Linked DNA regions of Homo sapiens: region 2 is linked to region 1. Evidence: chromatin contacts called from ENCODE Hi-C data. All regions are on one chromosome and are shown on one strand. Each heading gives the region's core, a stretch centred on a gene start or an enhancer-like site at or near the end of the contact. The rest is flanking DNA. Distances are from core to core; before and after follow the strand shown.

Region 1 (2,766 bases), core at 70-2,569:
GATACTTAGAATATTTTATTTTTATTACTACAAATAATAGAGATGAAATATGAATTGTATTAGTAGCAGAGATATATGAGCTAAAGCTTGTATTGTTTAAAGCACATCATCTTAAAAGGCCTGTCAGGAAACAGTGTTCATATTAAGTTGGCTTTCAGTACTCTAAGAAGATGACATCATTTTGTAAGAGACAAGTGTTGTTAGAGCAAATGCTAGGATATTCTAAAATTTCCTAGGTTGAAGTGAAGAAATTTCTCATTATAGATTATTTCATGAGTTTATGTTCCCGGTTGTATATCAGCTCATGTTAAATTTTGCAAGAGTTTATGATTTCTAAGAACTCACCTTCTATAAGGCCCTTTGCTGAGTGGGGCTAGTTAGGAATTAGTAAGTAAAGGGGATCTTTTTTCCTCGTGTAAATAGCTTAAGAGTAATTTTGGGCGGTCCAGAAACCATAAGTTATCAGGAAGGTGCTTATAAATGGGCAGAGTACATCACTTGCCCAAGATTCTAACAACCTAGCCTGCCCCCCACACACTGTGGGGCACCGTTTGCTACTTGCCAAGTAACTGCCTTTTTTGGCAAAGACCACCCAGGACATGGCTCAGAGTCCATCCTAAGGCTGGCCAACCTCTGTAAATCTCGTGTCCCCTGATTCAGAGCGAGTGCATTTAATTCAGGAAGATCACTTACGACTGAGTTTTTCATCATGGCTTTGACTGTGAAACCCTCAGAAACCAGAGAGTGAGGCTGGTGCACCGGGAGCGGCTGTTGTGCCAGCAGCTTGGTCCTCTTCGGCATCTTGTCTGGGCATTTGTTTAAGCTCAGGGTCTCTTTTTCTGCCACCATCTTCCTAGAAAATGTCTTGTTCTCATAAAAAGTGTAGTAAAAGAATCAGTGGGCTTTACGGATGTGAGCAGGAGGTCTGGAAAAAAATATCAAAAGGCGCGATAATGGTAGAAATTCAACCCCTCGTAGTGCCCAGGTTGATCCAGATGTTTGGCAGCTCCTAGGTGAAGGGAGCTGGACCCTAGGGGCGGGGCGGGAAGAGGGCAGGACCTTGGCTAGAGCTGCAACAAGCTTCCAAAGGTAAGCCTCCCGGTTGCTAAGCGACTGGTCAACACGGCGGGCGCATAGCCCCGCCCCCCGGTGACGTAAGATTGCTGGGCCTGAAGCCGGAAAGGGCGGCGGTGGGGGGCTGGGGGCAGGAGGCGTGAGGAGAAACTACGCGTTAGAACTACGACTCCCAGCAGGCCCTGGGCCGCGCCCTCCGCGCGTGCGCATTCCTAGGGCCGGGCGCGGGGGCGGGGAGGCCTGGAGGATTTAACCCAGGAGAGCCGCTGGTGGGAGGCGCGGCTGGCGCCGCTGCGCGCATGGGCCTGTTCCTGGCCCGCAGCCGCCACCTACCCAGTGACCATGATAGGTACGTGGGTACCTGCCAGGTACAGCCTCTCTGCGCCGCCCCACGCCCCGGTATGGCGCCACGCCCCGCCTCGGCCGACCAGGACCCCCGGTGCCAACTGTCAATGACGGGGCCAAAGTGCCCGTGCCGTCCCCGGCCCGCGCCGCCGGGCTCCCCAGCTCAGCGACGCGGGTCCGGGGCCCCAGTGTGTGCGTTCGAAGCCCTCGCCTGCCCGCCCCTGCTCTGAGCGTTCTCATGAAGACCGCCTCGACGGGGACGCCAGGCGGCCCCGCACCCCCGCTCCTCGTTCGCGGTCCCCCGGACCGTGTGGGGTCCCGAAGCCTTCTCCCCGCCGCCGCCCCTCACCTTCGCCCCGCCGCCGCCCCTCACCTTCGCCCCTCACCTCACTGGCCGGTTGTGGTGCGGTTCAGGACCCATCGAGACCCACTCTCTGTGGGGCTCTTTCAGGAAACCGCAGCAAAGCATTAAACTCTAATGGAAGGCACCTGGTGAGGGTGGCTGGCTCCACAGAAACTCCTCCAGATAGATCTAAACTTGCTCCCTCGGATGTTTCCTTTTAAACTTCTCATTGGAGGGCTGAGATGAAAGAAACATTAAGAGTAAATAGTAGCCAAGATTAAATCTATTGCCTTTTGCAAAATAACCTTTCTTTTTTTTTTTTGTAAAAGAACGACCGAGGTGCAAGTTTGTGAACGAAACTTAGTGGCATCAGAGTTGTTCATGAACACTTGATGTGTAAGATGAGCAAAGGTCCTCTCTTCCAGGGTTGTTGAGCCAAAAGTTACTTTAGGGGCTATCCCTGAAAATTAATGGAAATGCACCATATGTTTGAAAAACAGTGCTAGATGGGGTTTCATTATTGTGGAGGTTTCTCCAGGTTATGTATGGAGGGTTTAGTGAGCTTGTTTATTCCTGAGGAGGGTCCTTTACAAAACACTTTTGATTGCAGTAAGTACGTTCGAAGTCAGATGTGGTCTGTCCAGAAGAAAGATGAGAGGTGGATTTATAAAGTATATGATCTTTATGCACTGAAAACACTTCTTACATCTGTTTATTTGTGAAGTTATTGTTAAAATGTAAACATTCTCCCCATCAGTGGGAGAATCAAGCCAGCTAACTGGCATGGTCTTTGTGGTAAAACAAGAATGTTGTCCAACTTTTCTTCCCTTTCTAGCATGGTCTGACTTTTGGTGAATGACTTGAAAGTTAATCAAATTACGAAAAAAATATTTTTTATGAGTCTTCTTGAGCTCTTTTTAGGTGACATTTACGTAAGATTCACTTGCAAGCACAAGTTTGAACTGAATCAGAAAACCAAGTAGAAGAGATTTTCCAATATCTGT
Region 2 (2,874 bases), core at 165-2,664, 7.8 Mb before region 1:
AGCCAGCCAGTAGTACCCTGAGCCCCACAATCGTACGATGGGAAGCTGCCTGCGAAACACAGCAGAGTAGGGCACCAGGCGGGAGTGGCGGCCGAGTGGCCGTTACAGGCCGGAACGGCGGCAGCACGAAAGGGAGGAACGTCCCCCGAGGGGCCTGCACGCGCGCCAATTCCTAGTCTCTTCCCCACCATTGCCCCCAGGCCTCAGTGCAGTGGTGGCCTTCGCCCGAACCGTCAGAAAAGAGTACAATCTGTTACCTGGGTCACTGCAAAGATCACTATGGGCCAGCGGAAGCGAAGTTAAACAGCCGGCGGCCCAGGCGCCCGCCACAGCGAACCTGCCCGACCTCACTGAACCCCTGGCGCGCGTTGATAATGTCACTTCCGCCAGTTCTGCCCTCGGCTTCAGCGAGTTGCTCCCACTAGGGCCGAGGCCATGAGAAGTGTGAGCATAGGTCACTTCCTGTGTTTCCATAGGTAAGGAGGGGCGAAGCTCTTGAGGAGTTCCGGGGCGGGGCCGCCGTGCCACAGCCATCTCTAATTGGCCCTTGCTGGACGTAGGAAAGATCGATTTTTAAATGGCGTGTGTGTGTATATGTGTGAGTGTGTTTTGTTGTTGTTGTTGTTGTTGTTTAAAGCAACTAGCGGCGTTACCTTCGACAAGTTACCTGACCTCTCCCCCGCATTTTTTTTCTGTAAAATTGAATAATGATAACAGTGCTTACCCTTGGGCTGTCGGGAGATTGACAGAGATTGACAGAATCAGTGCCTGAGCAGTGCTTGGCACTCAGTAAGCGCGTCCTCCTTACCTGTCAGCAAGAACGCTAGCTGATCTTCAAGCGTGTAGAATGACAAGGAACACTAAGCAAAACAAACAGCTTGTGTTTACACATGCATTTATATTCAGTTCTGCCACTCCCAGTTCATGCACTGTTGTCACATGGCTCTTTCCGCAGTTGTTTCTTAGTGGGACTTCAGCACGCCTTGATTTTCCCTTCTGTAGTTCATTGTGGCGTAATCATATGTTATACTGCTTGTTTTCTTTGTACTTTTTATTATCAGTGAGGTTGTGAGCTCTTTAAGGATAGGAAATGTTATATACATTTTTTATTAGCCAGGACAATTAACGTTCCCACCGTTATTCGAGTTGCCGTTGCGCCATAGTTCTGACAATTTTTTTGTATGGTCAGACTTAAATTTTTGTCCATTGGGGTGAATTCCAATGTTTTCTTCGAGGGGGAAAAAAACAAAAAACAAACAAAAAAAACCCTTTACATCCCTGTCAGCGCTTTTTGGAATGGGCGGGATTCAACTACCAAAGGGACAAGCCGCCGTGCAGCCCTCCAGGAGCAACGACTAGCGTGAGATAGAGAGGCCGGGAGCGAACTTCAGGAGAAGCCGGAAGTGGCGTAACGTCCGGTCAAGGCAGCCATCTCGCCGTGAGACAGCAAGTGTCGGATCCGCAGGCGCAGCCGTGCGATGTTGTCCTCTACAGCCATGTATTCGGCTCCTGGCAGAGACTTGGGGATGGAACCGCACAGAGCCGCGGGCCCTTTGCAGCTGCGATTTTCGCCCTACGTTTTCAACGGAGGGTAAAAACCCCAGAGAGCTGCGGCTTTCACTTTCGCCCTTCCCCCATCTGCTGAAGCCTATTTAGGAGTCACCGCCGTGATGGCGCTGCCCCGGGCTCCTGCAGGCCTCAGAACCCTGAGCTGAGGGGGTCCGCACAAGGCCGGTCTCCCTGCCGTCCTCTCATGCCCTGTGTTTCCCTCTTCAGGCTCGCTTTGCTCAAGTTTACTTGGTGATTGCGATACAGCCTTGGTTTTTAGGGTTTCCCATTACAGTCATGTCATTTGAGTTTTTATGTGGACCGCCACTCCGTGCTCCTTGCTGCTGTAAGACAGTAAAGTAGAAATTGAAACATAGCCTCTGCTCTGTGGAAGACCATTAAAACTGGACCTCATGTACACGTTTCTTATGCCAGCCGGCGAGGGTAGAGGGTTAGCGTCTGAAACTTAAAAGTTAGGGTTGTTTGGTCTGTGTTGTTAGATGCATAGCTGGGTTGGTAGCCGAGATGTCTAATTGTAGCCGCCTGATTTCTGTTATTTCTAATTGTAGCAGTTTAATCATTTTGTTTTATTTCAAATAGAAGGTGGGATTGGCTGAGCAAACTTAGTTTCATAGATAAGTGCTTTTTTTTTTTAACGTTTAGCTTAAGTTCAGGAAAACAAAATACTCAGAAGATGGACCTTTTAGTATGTGTGTTCTTGTATGTTATGTTCAAGTTTTGGTTTTTATTTTAATTACCAGCTTTATCTTGAGTAGTATAATTTTCCGTGGTGGCACGCCAGAGATTTAGGGTTATAGAAAGATGCTCTGTTTAAGACTCTTGACAGGGAAGAGCTGTAAATTGAAACAGTGGTTATAGTTACCAATCAAGCCTTGTACATTAAAATATACACACGCAATTTGAACGAACCGATGGTTCTTAAAACAGAAAATATTGGCTGGGCAGTGTGGCTCGCACCTGTAATCCCAGGACTTTGGGAAGCCAAGGCAGGAGGATCATCGCTTGAGGCCAGGAGTTGAAGACCAGCCTGCGCAGCATAGCAAGACCCCATCTCTACAAAAATAAATTTTAAAAACAAAGCAAAAATGTTAATTGGTTCCTCATAAATTTGAAATATAAATGCACATTTTGGGAGTGTGTTAGAAAGATAACGAAAGTCTGATTTTAGCCTTGGTTCTGCCACTAAAGGACACTTTGGGTACTTCTGAACTTCTTGAACCTAAATTTCCTTATCTTCCTTAGTAGCTTCATAGTTTTTGGTGAGAATCAAGAGAGATGCATTTTGTAAATTGCAAGCTGTCATCT

The links. A loop is a pair of places that touch in the nucleus more often than their neighbours do. Pooled maps may share reads with other maps.
Region 2: a loop to region 1 is called in a pooled map, with 20 times the contacts of the local background. The contact joins the promoter of PSMB1 here to the promoter of PRKN in region 1. A Hi-C loop is called at or near these places in 4 of 50 pooled maps.

What each region holds. Positions count from the first base shown.
Region 1 is chr6:162,726,319-162,729,084 of GRCh38, reverse strand. It overlaps PRKN (parkin RBR E3 ubiquitin protein ligase), which reads left to right and starts at 1,319. Exons shown (of 12, transcript NM_004562.3): 1 at 1,319-1,423. The coding sequence starts at 1,417. It overlaps PACRG (parkin coregulated), which reads right to left and starts at 1,111. Exons shown (of 5, transcript NM_001080379.2): 1 at 694-1,111. The coding sequence starts at 849. RefSeq lists silencers at 1,491-1,712, 1,202-1,741.
Region 2 is chr6:170,551,847-170,554,720 of GRCh38, reverse strand. It overlaps PSMB1 (proteasome 20S subunit beta 1), which reads left to right and starts at 1,414. Exons shown (of 6, transcript NM_002793.4): 1 at 1,414-1,591. The coding sequence starts at 1,479. TBP (TATA-box binding protein) reads right to left here and starts at 352. Exons shown (of 8, transcript NM_003194.5): 1 at 258-352. RefSeq lists enhancers at 82-471, 1,282-1,661.